Regions from separate parts of the Homo sapiens genome. Here region 1 is linked to region 2. The links are chromatin loops, found by intact Hi-C in ENCODE. Cell type or tissue: dorsolateral prefrontal cortex. All regions are shown on one strand. Each heading gives the region's core, and the rest is flanking DNA. Links, peaks and the distances in the headings are about the cores only. Region 1 holds the start of LOC124904731 (a long non-coding RNA gene). Region 2 overlaps NPAS1 (neuronal PAS domain protein 1).

The links. Peaks named below come from ENCODE experiments on the same cell type or tissue, not always from the same donor. Only the 100,000 strongest peaks of a DNase experiment are listed, where the experiment ranks them.
Region 1: it touches region 2 in a loop (2.5-fold over the local background); 13 of 110 quality-filtered maps call a loop at or near these places.

The regions. Positions count from the first base shown.
Region 1 is chr19:47,240,792-47,249,678 of GRCh38, reverse strand. LOC124904731 (a long non-coding RNA gene) reads left to right here and starts at 5,484. Exons shown (of 2, transcript XR_007067278.1): 1 at 5,484-5,621. RefSeq lists enhancers at 4,594-5,094, 5,294-6,287, 6,386-6,515, 6,586-6,725, 7,758-8,559, silencers at 5,440-5,489, 8,215-8,334 and a cis regulatory region at 5,074-5,725. In dorsolateral prefrontal cortex, for the core only: CTCF peaks have their summits at 5,081 and 5,281 (motif pointing right); DNase peaks (open chromatin) are centred at 5,338 and 6,518; H3K4me3 peaks cover 1,676 bases; H3K27ac peaks cover 1,278 bases.
Region 2 is chr19:47,032,011-47,040,897 of GRCh38, reverse strand. It overlaps NPAS1 (neuronal PAS domain protein 1), which reads right to left. Exons shown (of 12, transcript NM_002517.4): 4 at 8,547-8,620; 5 at 8,166-8,255; 6 at 4,769-4,934; 7 at 1,747-1,862; 8 at 1,334-1,491; 9 at 348-454. Among named protein-coding and RNA genes, the nearest start is that of TMEM160, 12 kb to the left of the region's middle. RefSeq lists an enhancer at 8,662-8,887. In dorsolateral prefrontal cortex, for the core only: CTCF peaks have their summits at 4,723 and 4,928 (motif pointing left); DNase peaks (open chromatin) are centred at 4,396 and 4,937; H3K4me3 peaks cover 1,448 bases; H3K27ac peaks cover 1,550 bases.

The DNA of each region.
Region 1 (8,887 bases), core at 4,137-6,636, 210 kb before region 2:
GCGGGCAGATCACGAGGTCAGGAGTTCGAGACCAGCCTGACCAACATGGTGAAACGCTGTCTCTACTAAAAATACAAAAATTAGCTGGGTGTGGTGGCACATGCCTGTAATCCCAGCTACTCGGGAGGCTGAGGCAGGAGAATTGCTTGAACCCGGGAGGCAGAGGTTGCGGTGAGCCGAGATCGTACCATTGCACTCCAGCCTGGGCAACAAGAGTGAAACTCTGTCTCAAAAAAAAAAAAAAAAAAAAGTTGTACTCACTTTTTTCCCACATTTATATGGAATGAAAACTTGCCAATTTATTCTGGCCCTAGGTCTACTGCCAGTATAGCATTCTTTTTTTTTTTTTTTTTTTTTTGAGACAGAGTCTCGCTCTGTCACCCAGGCTGGAGTGCAGTGGCGCGATCTCGGCTCACTGCAAGCTCTGCCTCCCGGGTTCACGCCGTTCTCCTACCTCAGCTTCCCCAGCAGCTGGGACTACAGGCGCACGCCGCCACACCCGGCTAATTTTTTGTATTTTTAGCAGAGACGGGGTTTCAACGTGTTAGCCAGGATGGTCTCGATCTCCTGACCTCGTGATCTGCCCGCCTCAGCCTCCCAAAGTGCTGGGATTACAGGTGTGAGCCACTGTGCCCGGCCTAGTATAGCATTCTTACATGTTACATATAGTGGACTTGTCATACTTAATATGTGAACAGAATTTATTGGCAGTGTGGCAAATATTATAAAACCTAGTGTTTAATGTACTTGGGAAGAGTTTCCTTGTAGTAGTAACTACAGAGTTTAATGATAAGTAAACTCCCCTTAACAAAAACCTCAACCTTATTACTATCCCATTAACGACAAGCAAATACATTAAAAAAAAAAAAAAAAAAAAGGCTGGGCGCGGTGGCTCACGCCTGTAATCCCAGAACTTTGGGAGGTTGAGGCGGGCGGATCATGAGGTCAGGAGATCGAGACCATCCTGGCTAACACAGTGGAACCCCATCTCTAGTAAAAATACAAAAAAAAAAAAATTAGCCGGGCGTGGTGGCGAACGCCTGTAGTCCCAGCTATGTGGGAGGCTGAGGCAGAAGAATCGCTTGAACCCAGGAGTTGGAGGTTGCAGTGAGCCGAGATCACACCACTGCACTCCAGACTGGGCGACACAACGAGACTCTTTAAAAAAAAAAAAAAGGCCAGGTGTGGTGGCTCACACCTGTAATCCCAGCACTTTGGGAGGCCGAGGCGGGTGTGGGTCGCCTGAAGTCAGGAGTTCTAGACCAGCCTGGCCAACATGATGAAACCCTGTCTCTACTAAAAATACAAAAATTAGCCGGGCGTGGTGGCGTGCGCCTGTAATCCCAGCTACTCCGGGGGCTGAGGCAAGAGAATCACTGGAACAGGGAGGCAGAGTTGCAGGGAGCCGAGATCACACTCCAGCCTGGGGGACAGAGCCAGACTCTGTCTCAAAAAAAAAAAAAAAGAGGGCCAGGTGCGGTGGCTTATGCCTGTAATCGCAGCACGTTGAGAGGCCAAAGCAGGTGGATCACGAGGTCAGGATTTCAAGACCACCCTGGCCAAGATGGTGAAACCCGTCTGTAGTAAAAATACAAAAAAATTAGCCGGGCATGGTGGCGGGCGCCTGTCATCCCAGCTACTCAGGAGGCTGAGGCAGAGAATTAGAGAATTGCTTGAACTTGGGAGGCAGAGGTTGCAGTGAGCCGAGATCACACCACTGTACTCCAGCCTGGGCGACAAAGCGAGACTGCGTTTCAAAAAACAAAAAAAAGAGTCTGGAGCTTCAGGACTTCAAGGCTGCAATGAGCTCTGATCGTGCCACTGCATTCCAGCCTGAGCGGCGAGGGAGACCTTGTTCCTAAAAAAAAAAAGAATTGGGAGGCTTTAGAGAAGTGTGTAACTTATGCTACAGCTTAAACAATGGTCTCAAGAAATCAAAAAACAAATTTTACAAGTTCAAAAATAATCATAAAAAATACTTTGTGTTTATTTGTGGAATGGAGTTAAATTCTACCGTTAGTACGCAGTGGCTAAGGGCGGACTTGAAGATCTCCCAGGAAATTTGATAATCACGCCGGCGGACACGTTTCCCACTCTCCACCAGGGGGCGGTGCGGCGCACTCCCTGCCGCTTGAGACAAACAGACACGCATATTCATTCAACAAACCTGAACCCATGAGAACCTACTTTGTGCCGGGCCTCCTTCTAGTTTCCCGATCTGTGAAATGGGAATTAGAATGTCCCTGCCGCCATGGAGCTCACTTTCTCCAGAAGACAGACAACAAACAGCTAAACAAAGGAATAGGTAGAGGCCAGGCGCGGTGGTTCAGGCCTGTAGTCCCAGCACTTCGGGAGGCTAAGGCCAGAGGATCGCTTGAGGCCAGGAATTCGAGACCAGCCTGGGTAACATAATGAGACCTCCCCCCCCCCATCTCTACAAAAAAATTTAAAATTAGCCAGGCGTGGTGGTGTGCACCTGTGGTCCCAGGTACTTGGGAGGCTGAGGAAGGAGGATCATTTAAGCCCAGGAGTTGGGCATCTGGGCAACATAGTAAGACCCTCTCTCTAAAAATAAAATAAATAAAATACAAAATAAAATATAAAATTTAAAAAGGCCTGGAGTGGTTCGAGGCCAGCCTGAGTGACATGGTGAGACACTGTCTCTACTAAAAATACAAAAATTAGCCGGGCATGGTGGTGCGGGCCTGTAATCCCAGCTACTCAGGAGACTGAGACACGAGAGTCACTTGAACCTAAGAGGCAGAGGTCGCAGTGAGCTGAGATTGTGCCACTGCACTCCAGCCTGGGCGACAGAGCAAGACTCTGTCTCAAAAATAAATAGAATAAAATATAAAAGAAATTAAAAAGAAAAAATTAGCAGGGCATGGTGGCACACACCTGTGGTCCCAGCTACTCAGGAGGCTGAGGTGGGAGGCTCACTTGAGCCCAGGAGGTTGAGATTACAGTGAGCTGTGATCACACCACTGCTCCGCTTGGGCAACAGAGCAAGACACTGTCTTAAAAAAAATAAGGCCATGTATAGTGGCTCATGCCTATAATCCCAGCACTTTGGGGGGGCGGAGGCAGAAGGATCACCTGAGCCCAGGAGTTATAGACCAGCCTGGGCACCATGGGGAGACCTCATCTCTACAAAATAATATAAAATTAGCTGGCCATGGTGGCACAAGAAGGTAGTCCCAGCTATTCAGGAGGGAGGCTGAGGTGGGAGGATTGCTTAGGCCTGGAAGGTTGAGGCTGCAGTGAGCCATGTTCACACCTCTGCACTCCAGCCTGAGTGACAGAGTGAGACCCTGTCTAAAAAAAAAGAAAAAGGCTGGACACAGTGGCTCATACCTGTAATCCCAGCACTTTGGGAGGCCGAGGCGGGTAGATCACGAGGTCAGGAGATGGAGACCATCCTGGCTAACTCAGTGAAACCCGTCTCCACTAAAAATACAAAAAATTAGCCAGGCCTGGCGGCGTGCGCCTGTAGTCCCAGCTACTCAGGAGATTGAGGCAGGAGAACGACGTGAACCCAAGAGGTGGAGCTTGCAGTGAGCAGAGATCATGCCACTGCACTCCACCCTGGGCAACACAGCAACAAGACTCCATCTCAAAAAAAAAAAAGGGGGCCAGGCGCGGTGGCTCATGCCTGTAATCCCAGCACTTTGGGAGGCCGAGGTGGGTGGATTATGAGGTCAGGAGTTTGAGACCAGCCTGACCAACATGGTGAAACCCTGTCCAACATGGTGAAACCCCGTCTCTACTAAAAATACAAATATTAGCCGGGCATGGTGGCACGTGCCTGTAATCCCAGCTACTCAGGAGGCTGAGGCAGGAGAATCGCTTGAACCCAGGAGGCAGAGGTTGCAGTGAGCTGAGATCGTGCCGCTGCACTCCAGCCTGGGCAACAGAGCAAGACTCCATCTCAAACAAACAAACAAACCTATATATATATATATATATATATATATATGTGTATAAAAATCTTGAATCCTACCACAGCTCCCGTCTCTGCTTCCTGGATCTATGGATGGTCATAAGGATGTAACCAGGTCATGTATGTAAAGCTCTGAATCGGCACGGAGCCTAGCACACAGTAGGTGAACTCAGAGAGCTGCCATGATGATGATGATGACAATTGGTCTCTCAGAACCTTCATCCTTCCGGCTGCCCCCTAAACGCCTCTCTGTCCTTCACATCCACATCCAGTACCTCAGCCAATCCCATCTGCTCGCTCTCTCTTTCTTTCTTCTCTCTCCTTCCTTCCTTCCTTCCTTGCTTTCTTGCTTTCTTGCTTGCTTGCTTTCTTGACAGACTCTCGCTCTGTCACCCAGACTGGAGTGCAATGATGTGATCTCGGCTCACTGCAACCTCCCACTTCCAGGTTCAAGTGATTCTCCTGCCTCAGCCTCCCAAGTAGCTGGGATTACAGGCACGCACCACCACACCCAGCTAATTTTTGTATTTTTGGTAGAGATGGGGTTTCGCCATGTTGGCCAGGCTGGCCTCGAACTCCTGTCCTCAAATGATCCTTCTGCATCGGCCTCCCAAAGTGCTGGAATTACAGATGTGAGCCACCGCGCCCGGCGGCAAATAGCACTTTTTCAAAGACACCATCCCTCAACACTCCTGACGGCCCTTCCCTGCTTCCTTTTTCTACTTGAAGTTTCGCTTTGTATTGTTACTGTGTTCTCCTGGTGTGTGGTCTGCCACAGACCAGAGTGTCAGTCCCATGAAGGCAGGATTTGTATCCATTTTGCTCACAGCTGTATCCTCATGCCTACAACTGCACCAGTGCCTGGCACAGGGGAGACTCTGTGGTAATTGCTGAATGAGTGGATATAAGAATAAATGGGGCCAGGCGTGGTGGCTCACGCCTGTAATCCCAGCACTTTGAGAGGCCGAGGCGGGTGGATCACGAGGTCAAGAGATCGACACCATCCTGGCCAACATGGTGAAACCCTGTTTCTACTAAAAATACAAAAATTAGCCGGGCATGGTGGCAGGCGCTTGTAGTTCCAGCTACTCAGGAGGCTGAGGCAAGGAGAATCGCTTGAACCCGGGAGGCAGAGGTTGCAGTGAGCCGAGATCGCGCCACTGCACTCCAGCCTGGGCGACAGAGCGAGACTCCGCCTCAAAATATATATATGTATAGTCCATCTCCCCTGGTGGTTGTGAGGATGAATTGGGTTTGTATTTGCAGGCTTCCTGAGCTGGCGACATCGTCTGGTGCAAAGGTGGGCTTTTTGCGCGGCGCCTGTGCTTCCGCCTTCTGCCGCTCGGGGGCAGCAGGCGTCCGGCGGATTCGCCCGCGCGGCCGGGCCGGGAAAGGAGCGGGGGCAAGTCCGCAGGAGGAAGCTGATGAAATCCTGGCCAACTCGCAGTGAGCTCATCCCGCCCGGGCGCCTCCGGAAGCCACGGGGCCGCCCGGCCTCCGCCTGGCCCGAGCGATAAAGCTCTCGTGCCGAACCAGGGCGGGAAGTCCTTCCTGAAGTCTGCCCTGCGTGGGGCCTGCTGCCAGAAGCCTGGGCCGGAGGGGAGGGGCGAGGACGAAGTAGCGAACCGTCCGCTGGCTGTCTTAGAAGGATGAAAAGTGAATTCTGAGCCTGGCTGTGGGAGTAAGAGAGAGGGCATCGGGGAAGGGAGAGGGGGGCGGGAGAGACAGAGACAAGAGGTGGGAGAGACGACAGGAAGAAGAGACAAAGGTGGGGAGACTGAGGCAGAGGAGGGAGAGAGAGAGAGACAGAATCCAGGAGGGACAGCTGAGAGAGTCAGATGGAGCGACAGAGACAGAGATGGGGGAGACAGAGACACGGAGAGACAGAGATGATGGAGACAGAGACTGGGAGAGACAGAGATGATGGAGACAGAGACTGGGAGAGACAGAGATGATGGAGACAGAGACAGGGAGAGACAGAGATGATGGAGACAGAGACTGGGAGAGACAGAGATGATGGAGACAGAGACAGGGAGAGACAGAGATGATAGAGACAGATGGCAGAGACAGAGGTAGCGGAGAGAGACTAGGAGAGACAGAGGTGGCGGAGACAGAGACGGGGAGAGACAGCAGTGGTGGAGACTGATGGGAGAGACAGATGGAAGAAACAGAGAGGGGATATGAGAGACAGAGACAAAGGCAGAGAGATCTACAGGGAGACAGAGACAGGAGAGATAAACATGGGAAAGAGAGAGACAGAGAGACCCAGCGAGTGGCAGAGATAGGGGAGTCAGGAGCGACGCAAGGGTGTGGGAGATGGAGTCAAAGTAGGGGGTCAGAGGTGCCGAGCTGGAGGTGAGGGAGACGGGGCGAGGGGGCCGGGGAGGGGCGCTCGGGGCGGGCCTGCGAAATCGGGGCGGGGAGGGGCGGGGCGGGCCCCGGAGGGGCGGGGCGGGCCCCTCCCCCTCCCCGCCCTCCCAGCCCCCAGCCCGGAGCCCCGCGGCTGCGGCGCGGGCCGAGTCTCCAAGTTACCAAGTTACCGCAGGATTCGGGAGCTTCTCACTGGCGCGGCCGCGGCCAATCAGAGAGCAGCGCCGCTGTTCTCGGGCAGGAGGCCTGGAGACACGCGCACCTTCCCCCGACACCCAGCGAAGCGCGCTGACATACAATCACAGCGGCGCGCACACACACACACACACCGTCCCAGAGACAAGCAGCGTCGCCCACCGCACATACACAATCACAATGACACACACAGCGACAGACACACAGGTCCCAGGAACACGCAGACACACAGCATCACAGAGACACACAAAATATCAGTGACAGCCGGGCACGGTGGCTCAGGCCTGGCACGGTGGCTCAGGCCTGTAATCCCAGCATTTTGGGAGGTCGAGGCGGGTAGATCACTTGAGGTCGGGAGTTTGGGACCAGCCTAACCAATGTGGTGAAGCTCCGTCTCTAGTGTGGTGGCATGCACCTGTAGTCCCAGCTACTTGGGAGGCTGAGGCAGGAGAATCGCTTGAGCCCAGGAGGTGGAGGTTGCAATGAGCCAAGGTCGCTGCCACTGCACTCCAGCCTGGACAACAAGAGCAAAACTCCGTCTCAAAAAACAAAACAAAACAAAACAAAAAAACAACTTAGTGACACAGACAGTCCCAGGACACATAGCACTCCCCAGACCCACAACCACAGGCACACACAGTGCTGCCCAGGCACATGCAATCTCCATGAGGTATGCACAGTCCCTTGAACACACAACATCACCCTGACACACACAGTATCAGTGACATACAATCAATACAGTGACACTCATCCCACAACCAATTGGTCCCAACACACTCACTAGATCACAGTGATACAATCGCAACAGTGACACATTCAAGCACAGTGAGAGACAATATTGCATACACGCAATCTATTAGACACACAGTTCCATGGACACACAACATCACCCTGACAAACACAACCACAATGACACACAACCACAGTAACACACAGCATTGCACATGCACATACTGTCGGTGATACACAGTCCCACAGATATGCATTTCAGACACAGTCATAATGTCACACACACACACACAATCCCACCGTGCACCGCATTGTCCAGGCACACACAATAACAGTAGTATGTATGCACATCTTCCCCCGACACCCAGCACAGCACATGGGCATACACTATCACAGTGATACATACACAGTCCCAACACCCACAACACAAGTACCACTGACACACTCAGTGACACACACAATCCCATATACACACAGCATTGTATACACGTACACACCATCACCATGACATACACACACAACCCCAGTGACACCCAGCATTACACAAACACATCCAACCATGACAACAGAACAGTACAGTGACATAGCACCTTCACAGATCTTCCCCCAACACAACATCACTCTGACACATATACGATCCCAGCGTCAGGACACAATCACATGGGCACACACATCTCACTGCCAGACCAGCATGCTGCACAGAACCACACACATCACACCATCATGATCACACACAGCACACCAGAACATCACACAATTGTACACTGACACACAATCACATTGTCACAGCAGCCCATGACATGTAGCATTGTGACAAATGTAGCATGCTGACACACACCATCACACTGACACACAATCCATCAAGTGACACACAGTAGCACACACTGACACAACCCCACCGTAATGTGTGAACCCCCTGACACAACAGCACACTGACACAAATCCACAGAGGACTCCAGCACACACACACATAGTCACACAAACACCCAACCCCCGCACCCCTGCCCTTGCCCCAGGAAGCTGTGTTAGATGTGGGACGGTGGGGGAGGGATGCGCTGTGTGTGTGTGTGTGTGTGTGTGTGTGTGTGTTTGTGTGTGCGCCAGCGCAGGCTGTGCCTCCCCCTCCCAGCCCTTCCCCGGGGGCGGGGCCGTGCGGCAGCCGCTGTTACCGGGTAAACTTCCCCGCCCCCCCCAGCGCGGCCATTAGTCAACCCCCCCCAGGATGATGTCATCGCCTCATTCTGGAGGCTGAGTAATCCTCAACTCCGCCCCGCCAGGTACCAGGGTAGGGGCGGGCCGCACCTGGGCTCACCAAGTCTGGAGCTGGGGTCTGGAGCTGCAGGCGGCTCTGCCTTGGGTCTCCCGGGAGGGAGGGGACTGAGGAATTGGGCCTCTCTGAAGTGGCCCAGCCATGCACGTTACGGTCTCTCGAGGCTGGGGGCTCCCAGTCTGGATCCACGGGGCCAAGTAAAGGTGCTGCAGGGCTGGATCTTCCAGACCTGGGGGTCTGGGACTGGGGAGGGCCCCCCAACCTCTCCACTACTCCCTCCTCCCCAGCCACATCACTGTGAGGGGCTGGGTCGCTTGGCCAGGTGTCTGGGGAATCAGAGACACGGGGCTTGGACTTCTGGGGTCCTTGGCACTATGAGGCCT
Region 2 (8,887 bases), core at 3,888-6,387:
ACAGGAGGAGTGAGAGCAGGGGAGTGGGCAGGGAGACGGTGGGGAGAAGAGAAAAAGGTGAAAGCACAGAGAGGCAGAGTCAGAGAGACTGAGAGGTAGCCCAGCAGCGAGGCCTCTTGGGTGTTTTGGAGACCCCACAGCCCCCCAGACCCCCCCCCCACACACACATCCTGAGGCATCACTCAGTCTCCTTGCTGCTCTTCCAATGCTAAACGGAGTCCCTGGAGCTGTAGGTGCAGCAGGAGGGACTGTGGGCAGCCCTGAAGAAGGACTTCCAGGGACCAGGGAGTGGGATGCTCGGGTCTGGGGGGTGGTAGGCAGGCTTGGTGGGTGGAGGTGGGTCTCACAGTCCACGTGGCTCTGGCGGATCCTCGTGGCGTCCTGTCCGTGGACAAACTGGTAGCAGCTGCGGCCCACCAGCTCTGAGGGCCCCAGGTCCATGTGGTCGCTGACTCTGGGGGGTGACAGAGAAGAGGGGAGGAGTCCAAGACCACGGGGTTGGGGGAGAGGCAGAGTTGGCTCCAGAGTCCCCTGGGGTTCACACCCTTGCTGTAAAATGGGTGCAATAACAGTGTTGGCAGGCGCGGTGGCTCACACCTGTAATCCCAGCACTTTGGGAGGCTGAGGCGTGTGGATCACTTGAGGTCAGGAGTTCGAGACCAGCCTGCCTAAGATGGTGAAACCCCGTCTCTACTAAAAATACAAAAATTAGCTGGTTGTGGTGGTGCACGCCTATAATCCCAGCTACTTGAGAGGCTGAGGCAAGAGAATCACTTGAACCCGGGAGGTGGAGGTTGCAGTGAGCTGAGATTGCGCCACTGCACTCCAGCCTGACAGAGTGAGACTCCATCTCAAAACAAACAAACAAACAAACCACAAAACAGTGTCTCTCCCGGGGCAGCTGCGAGTATTCGCGTGGATGCTAGTGGCAAGGCCCTAGGCACCCTGGACACCTCAGAGCATGGGACTATTTCAGCACTTAATTTGCCTCCACTGCGGGATGCAGGAGAGGAAATGGATGAGAGATGAAAGACCAGAGAAATGAGAAATGAAAGACCAGAGACGGGCCAAGATCTGCAGCCCCAGAAGGAGGGCCCGGACCCAAGACACAGCCCCTCTTCCATCCCCGAAGGCACCCCTGGGCTAGGCCTCCGCCCTGGTCCCCTGCCTTCCCTCCCTTCTCCCCATCACCCTGTCCCATCCATTGCTGTTCCGCCTCCCATGGCTCCCCAGTGCCCTATCCTGCAGACCCAGCACTCCCTCTGACTCCCCATGTACCCCCAGATCTCCATTGTGCCCCCAATCCACCCGCCACAGCCCCCAACCCCGGTACCTGCTCTCACAAGCAAGGATGGTGAGACCCAGGCTGAGACGGAAGACGATCATGTGTCCATGGAGTGGCAGCTCAGCCAGGGGGGCCGGGGGCAACGTGTGCCCGAGGGCCACAAGGCCCAGGGCGTGGGCCCGAAGGCGCCCAGTCACGTGGATGACCTGCTGGTGGTGGGCATGGTTGGAGGAGGGACAAGGCGGGCCAGTGGGGGCAAGAGGACCATCACTGGGCTGGGTTCCCTCTGTCCCCCACAGGTGCTGGAGGACTGGACACTGTGTGACCCCCCCAGTCCCATTCCCAGACCCAGTTCCCTAAGCCACCTGCAGCCAGTGAAGCCACCAGCCTGGTTCCCTCGGTCACCCTCAATCTGGGGACATGGCTGCCTGGAATACAGGAGCCTGACTGCTCACACCCACCTTGTACCCTGAGGCCTTGACGTGCAGCCCCCTCTTGGTGAGCGTGGATTTCATGCGGACAAAGAAGGAGCGCTCCTGGACCAGGGAGGAGGGGGGCACCTTGGTGAGGCTGGCCTCTGGGACAGAGAGTGAAGGAAGGTTATGGGGTCCTGAAGAGGAAACACACAGGCCACCCTGACCCTTGCAGAGCCAGCCGGACATAGACACAAGATGTCCGCTGGGCCACGGCCGCACTCAGAGGCATGCCTGATGATTTTGAAAGCTCATGGGGACAGTATGTGGGCTCCCCTATGTGGCAGCCATCCGCATCCTTTCTTTTTTTTTTTGAGACTGAATATCACTCTGTTGTCCAGGCTGGAGTGAATGGCGCAATCTTGGCTCACTGCAACCTCCGCCTCCTGGGTTCAAGTGATTCTTCTGCCTCAGCCTCCCAAGTAGCTGGGATTACAGGCACATGCTACCATGCCCGACTAATTTTTGTATTTTTAGTAGAGACGGGGTTTTGCCATGTTGGCCAGGCTGGTTTTGAACTCCTGACTTCAAGGGATCTGCCCTCCTTGGCCTCCCAAGGTGCTACGATTACATGTGTGAGCCACCATGTCTGGTCCCATCCATGTCTTTTTTTTTTTTTTTTTTGAGCTGGAGTCTCGCTCTGTCACCAGGCTAGAGTGCAGTGGCACGATCTCGGCCTACTGCGACCTCCGTCTCCCCAGTTCAAGTGATTCTCCTGCCTCAGCTTCCTGAGTAGCTGGAATTACAGGCACGCGCCATCATGCCCAGCTAGTTTTTGTATTTTTAGTAGAGACGGGGTATCGCCATGTTGGCCAGGATGGTCTCAATCTCTTGACCTCGTGATCTGGCCGCCTCGGCCTCCCAAAGTGCTGGGATTACAGGCGTGAGCCACTGCGCCTGGCCCCATCTACGTCTTTCTAATGCTCAAACGTGCCTCCACCCTCCCCTGCTCTGAACCTGCCATAGCTTCCTGAGGCCTTGAGAGGAAAGCCCACCTCTCAGGACCCATCCTCCAGGTCTCAGCACAGACTTCTCCTCCTCCAAGAAGCCCTCCCTGACCCTCAGGCTGGGTCAGCCATCCCCTCTGGGTTCCCCTATCCCAGCCCTGCCCCATCTGGGTTGCCACTGTCTGAGGACAGGTTGGTCTCCCCTCACTGGACTGGGAGCCCCAGGTGGGTGGGGCTGGAGCTGTCATGGTCACTCCTATGTCACCAGGACAGGGGCTGGCCCAGAACAGGGGATTGGGGAATAGCAATAAATAAGACTCACAAATCCAGATCCTTCTGTAACCCCTACAAAACGGTCTTAAAAATATGCTCACACACAGATGACCCTGTGCCTAAAACTCAGGTACAAACACAGTCCCACTCCCCAACAGCCTGCACGTGTTGCAGACTTCGCCCCACGCTTGCAAGCACAGCTGATGTCTCAGATGTTTTTGGTGTTAAGCAAACCCAAGATTGGAAAATCCTATTTACAGGATAGTTAGCCTCATAGGCCCCCAACATCTCAGAGCTAAAAAGAGCCGGCAGGGTAATCTGCAGCACCCTCCCTCCCATACACAGTGGGAGTGGAAATTTCCACTGGAGAGAAGGGTTAGGCGTGCTGACCCCGGAACAGACAGACCTGGGCTAGAATCCAACTCAATCACTTATAGCTGTGTGACCTGGGGGCAATTAACTTAACCTCTCCGCGCCGTGCCTCAGTTTTCTGATGTAAAATGGAGATAACACTTCTTGCATTGTGGGCCTGCGCTTAGGATCTAATGCAATTTTTTTTTTTTTTTTTTTTTTTTTTTTTTGGAGACGGAGTCTCACTCAGAGTGCAATGGCCTGATCTCGGCTCAGTGCAACCTCCACCTCCCAGGTTCAAGCGATTCTCCTGCCTCAGCATCCTGAGTATCTGGGATCACAGGCACCTGCACCACGCCCGGCTAATTTTTGTATTTTTAGTAGAGATGGGGTTTCACCATGCTGGCCAGGCTGGTCTCGAACTCCCGACCTCAGGTGATCCGCCCACTTCGGCCTCCCAAAGTGCTGGGATTACAGGCGTGAGCCACCGCACCCAGCCTTTTTTTTTTTTTTTTTCCAGACACTGGCTCTGTCACCCGGGCTGGAGTGCAGCAACGTGATCTCCTCACTGCAACCTCTGTCCCCAAGGCTCAAGCCATCCTCCCACCTCCCAAGTAGCTGGGACCACTGGCATGTGTCATCATGCCCAGCTAATGTTTTTTTCTTTCTTTTGTTGTTGTTGTTTTTTTTGGAGACAGTCTTGGACTCGCCCAGGCTGGAGTGCAGTGGCACAATCTCTGCTCACTGCAACATCCATCTCCTGGGTTCAAGTGATCCTTCTGCCTCAGCCTCCCGAGTAGCTGGGACTCAGGCACCCCCCACCATACCCAGCTAATTTTTTTTTTTTTTTTGTATTTTTAGTAGAGATGGGGTTTCACTATGCAAGCCAGGCTGGTCTCAAACTCCTGACTTTAGGTGACCCACCCGCCTCGGCCTCCCAAAGTGCTGGGGCTACAGCTTTGTGCCACCACTCCTGGCCTTTTTTGTAATTTTTGTAGAGATGAGGTTTCACTATGTTGCCCAGGCTGGTCTCCAACCGAGCTCAAGTGATCCGCCCCCCTGGGCCTCCCGAAGTGCCGGGGTTACAGGCGCGAGCCGCCGCGCCCGGCCCTAACGTAATTATGTAATGTGATTGTGCACTTACAGACACAGCCGGTGTATATTCCCAATAAGCCTGCCTTGTTATTTACCTAAGCCTCTCCCAACTCCTTTCAGCAGCCAGGGGGGTCTTTCTGTAGCTCGAATCTTTGGGAGTTTGGCAAGCTTAAGGAACCAAGTCTCACCGCCTCAATTTATACTCCGATTCCTTTTGCAAAGATTCGTTCTACACAGTTCTAACTTCACTGCTATTTGTATAAACGCGGCATGGCTGGATACAGTACAGCGGGCGTCCCCCGATCTACCCTCAGACTTCATTCTTTAGGAGCCCTTAGAATTACCGATCTCGGGGGTATCTGCAAGCGAAGAGGAAGAGGAGGAGGAAGAGGAGACGGAGGGCGGGGTTGGGGGGCCGGGCGTCGGCGTCCGCAGCCCCAGTTGCTCCAGCACCTCTGAGTGGTCCCCAGGGTGAATGTAGTCGAAGACGCTGCTGCCCGTCATCTCCACCTGCCGGCGAAGGAGGGGAATGCAGGGGGCGGGTGAGGTGCGCGCGCAGTAACTCGCTCGCCCTCTGGGCTCAGCCTTGCCTCATTTGCCTGCACGCAGGTGCGCTTCATGCCAGTGTGTTTTTTTAAGAAAAGAAAAAAACAAAAAACAATTACCTTTCAAACGGAAGATACAAACTTAGACTCTTCTCGCTTCATACCCAGTGATTAGTAAGGATTTTTCCCCGCCCACTCTATTAAGGGGCTGTGTGTGGGAGTGGGGCGTGGGTGGGAGGTGTCAGAACCTCCGTTTACCCAACTCCTGCTTACTCACTACCACCCCCATACAGCAAACAACTGTGCCCTGGCATGAATCACTGGGTGTCCCAGCAGGAATGAGATTCAAGATACAAACAGGGGAGTGGTTTTTAAGCTCTTAAAGAGTTAGAGCTTTTCAATCAGACACTTTTACATTCAATTCTACCCGTAAATCTCTCTCCTAGCAGTCCCCTTCTCTCCCTGCCTCCCTCAATGCAGGCCCCCATCTTCTCCCCACTGTGTTTCTGCCCCCGCGTCCTCACTGGTCTTCTGACCTACAGTTCAAAGATGCCTCTGCAAGTTACTTACCTGACCACCATGGCTGCCATGACTCCCATTGCCCCTCAGCTTGGAGGTCACATGCTTCCCTCAGTCCGTTATCCCTCTGGGCTCCGCCCCCTCATTAAATCCTCCCCCACGCCAGCTTCAACAGCTTCAAGCCTTTCCTTCTTCTTCTTCTTCTTCTTCTTCTTCTTTTTATTTTTTTAGACGGAGTTTTGCTCTTGTTGCCCAGGCTGGAGTGCAATGGCGCGATCTCGGCTCACCGTGACCTCTGCCTCCCAGGTTCAAGCAATTCTCCCGCCTCGGCCTCCCAAGAAGCTGGGATTACAGGCATGTGCCAACACACCTGGCTAATTTTGTATTTTTAGTACAGACGGGGTTTCTCCATGTTGGTCAGGCTGGTCTCAAACTCCCGACCTCAGGTGATCTGCCCGCCTCAGCCTCCCAAAGTGCTGGGTTTACGGGCATGAGCCACCGCGCCTGGACTTTTTTTGTTTTGTTTTGTTTTTGAGATGGGGTTTTGCTCTCGTTGCCCAGGCTGGAGTGCAATGGTGCAATCTTGGCTCACTGCAACCTCTGCCTCCTGGGTTCAAGTGATTCTTCTGCCTCAGCCTCTGGAGTAGCTGGGACTATAGGCATCTGCCAGCACACCCGGCTAATTTTGTATTTTTAGTAGAGACTGGGTTTCGCCATGTTGCCCAGGTTGGTCTCGAACTCCTGACCTCAGGTGATCTGCCTGCTTTTGCCTCCCAAAGTGCTGGGATTACAGGCGTGAGCCACCACACCTGGCCAAGCTTTTCCTCCACTCTTCCTCCCTCCCGTCCTCTTGTCCAAATTCCCCTCCTTTTGGTGTCTTCCTCCTCCAGGAATCTCACTGAAAAGGTACTCACAAGTTGCCAATGCACTGAATTTCCTAAATTTCCTATTTGTGAAAAATATTTGTAAAAATGATCAAAGTTGATAGCAATTTGTATTGGAGGGACTGGCAAAGCTTAAGGTGCTGTGAGATGCCAGGGCTCCAAGGATGGGGCTTTCAGTAGGTCTTCCTGCCCTTTTTTTTTTTTTTTTTTTGAGACGGAGTTTTGCTCTTGTTGCCCAGGCTGGAGTGCAATGCCACGATCTCGGCTCACTGTACCCTCCACTTCCTGGGTTCAAGTGATTATCTTGCCTCAGCCTCCCGAGTAGCTGGGATTACAGGTGTCTGCCACCACGCCTGGCTAATTTTGTATTTTTTGTTTTTTAGTAGAGAGACGGGGTTTCTCCATGTTGGTCAGGCTGGTCTTGAATTCCCAACCTCAGGTGATTTGCCTGCCTCGGCCTCCCAAAGTGCTGGGATTACAGGCGTGAGCCACCGCGCCCGGCCCTTTTTTTTTTTTTTTTTTTTTTTTTTTTTTTTTTTTTTTTTTTTTTAAGGCATAGCCTCACTTTGTTGTCCATGTTGGAGTGCAGTGGCTTCATCATGGCTCACTGCCACCTTGACCCTATGGGCTCAAGCGATCCTCCCATCTCAACCTCCTGAGTAGCTGGGACAACAGTGTGCCACCATGCCTGGCTAATTTTTAAGTTTTTTTGTAGAGATGGTGGGGGTGGGGGTGGTGGGGTGTCTCACTATGTTGCCCAGGCTGGTTTTGAATTCCTGGCCTCAGGTGATCCTCCTGGCTCAGCCTCCCAAAGTGTTGGGATTACAGGCATGAGCCAGCGTGGGTGGCCTCTAAACCTTTAAAATTGTTAAGAAGAAACAAGTGTTGGCAAATATGGTGCATCTGGCCCGCCAGTCATTGGCAAACTGATCTTTCAGTGAACCTGCTTTCCTCAGATCTACTTGTTACTTTAATAGCCCCCTCAGGCTGGGCGCGGTGGCTCACGCTGTAATCCCAGCACTTTGGGAGGCTGAGGCAGGCGGATTGCCTGAGATTGAGAGTTCAAGACAAGCCTGACCAACATGAAGAAACCCTGTCTCTATTTAAAAAATACAAAGTTAGCTAGGCGTGGTGGTGCATGTCTGTAATCCCAGCTACTCGGGAGGCTGAGGCAGGAGAATCGCTTGAACCCAGGAGGCAGAGGTTGCAGTGAGCTGAGATCGTACCATTGCACTCCAGCCTGGGCAACAAGAGGGAAACTCCAACTCAAAAAAAAAAAAATAGCCCTCATCAGCCAGGACAGTGGCTCACACTGTAATCCTAGCACTTTGGGAGGCCGAGGCAGGTGGATCACGAGGTCAGGAGATCTCAACCATCCTGGCTAACATGGTGAAACCCCATCTTTACTAAAAATACAAAAAGTTAGCCGGGTGTGGTGGGCGCCTGTAGTCCCAGCTACTCAGGAGGCTGAGGCAGGAGAATTGTTTGAACCCGGGAGGTGGAGGTTGCACTGAGCGAAGATCGCACCACTGCACTCCAGCCTGGGTGATAGAGCGAGACTCCGTCTCAAAAACAAACAAACAAACAAACAAAAAACAATAGCCCTCCTCTGCCTTCAAGGATGAACCATGCTGGGTGCCATGTGGGGTGCCAAGGAACACACTTTGGGGACCACAGAGATCCAGTCCATTTTTCTTGCTGCTATGGTGAGACCAGGAGAGAGGAAGGATATGCATAGGCCTGGCAAGGGAGATGGTGGCTGAGCCAATCCAGGTCCACTGGGGGTCCCTTACCTGTGAGAGACCCAGATAGATGGAGACTGTCTCTGAGATGTAGAGGAATTTTCCTTCCTGGTTCAAGGCGAACACAAAGCCATCCAGGGACTAGAGCCGGGAGAGACAGGGAGGGGGAAGGAGAGGACCCGGTGTCCCTCTGTCCAGCCGCCAAGTGGTAAGAGGTTCTGAAACCTGGGTCTCCACCTGAGGTGGACTGTTTTGGTGGGGAGGGGGCTTCAGTGGTCCTCGGAAGGGGCAGGGAGTGGAGGGATCTTGAGCATTCGCCTTCCCAGTCCAGGTACCCCCCACAATAGATGGATGCTGAAGAGGCTGCTGTTCTCCAGAGGCGGCCGCTAGGTGGTAGCAAGGAGCGGCAGGCAGGGAAGGGGCCTCACTCACCTGCAAGATGTGACCTCCCAGGTGCTGCTCGAAGACTTCGGAGACCAGCGCTGCGGGGCCGCGGCGGCCTGGGGCTGGGGCAGATGGAAGGATGAAGCCTGTTAGTCTGGCTGACCCTGCCCAGGGCAGGTCCCCCGGGAGCCAGTCTACAAACCTCCCTCTCTTCCCCTAAGGCTTGTAGACATCTTGGGGTATCTGGGCACCCATGGGGGAGAGACCTGGGGCGTGGGACACACAGGTGGGTGGGACAGTGAGTGACAGACTGACTCACAGAGACAGACGGGCCAGGGGGTGCATAGAGGGACTCATTCATTCATCCACCCATTCACTCACAAAAGCTC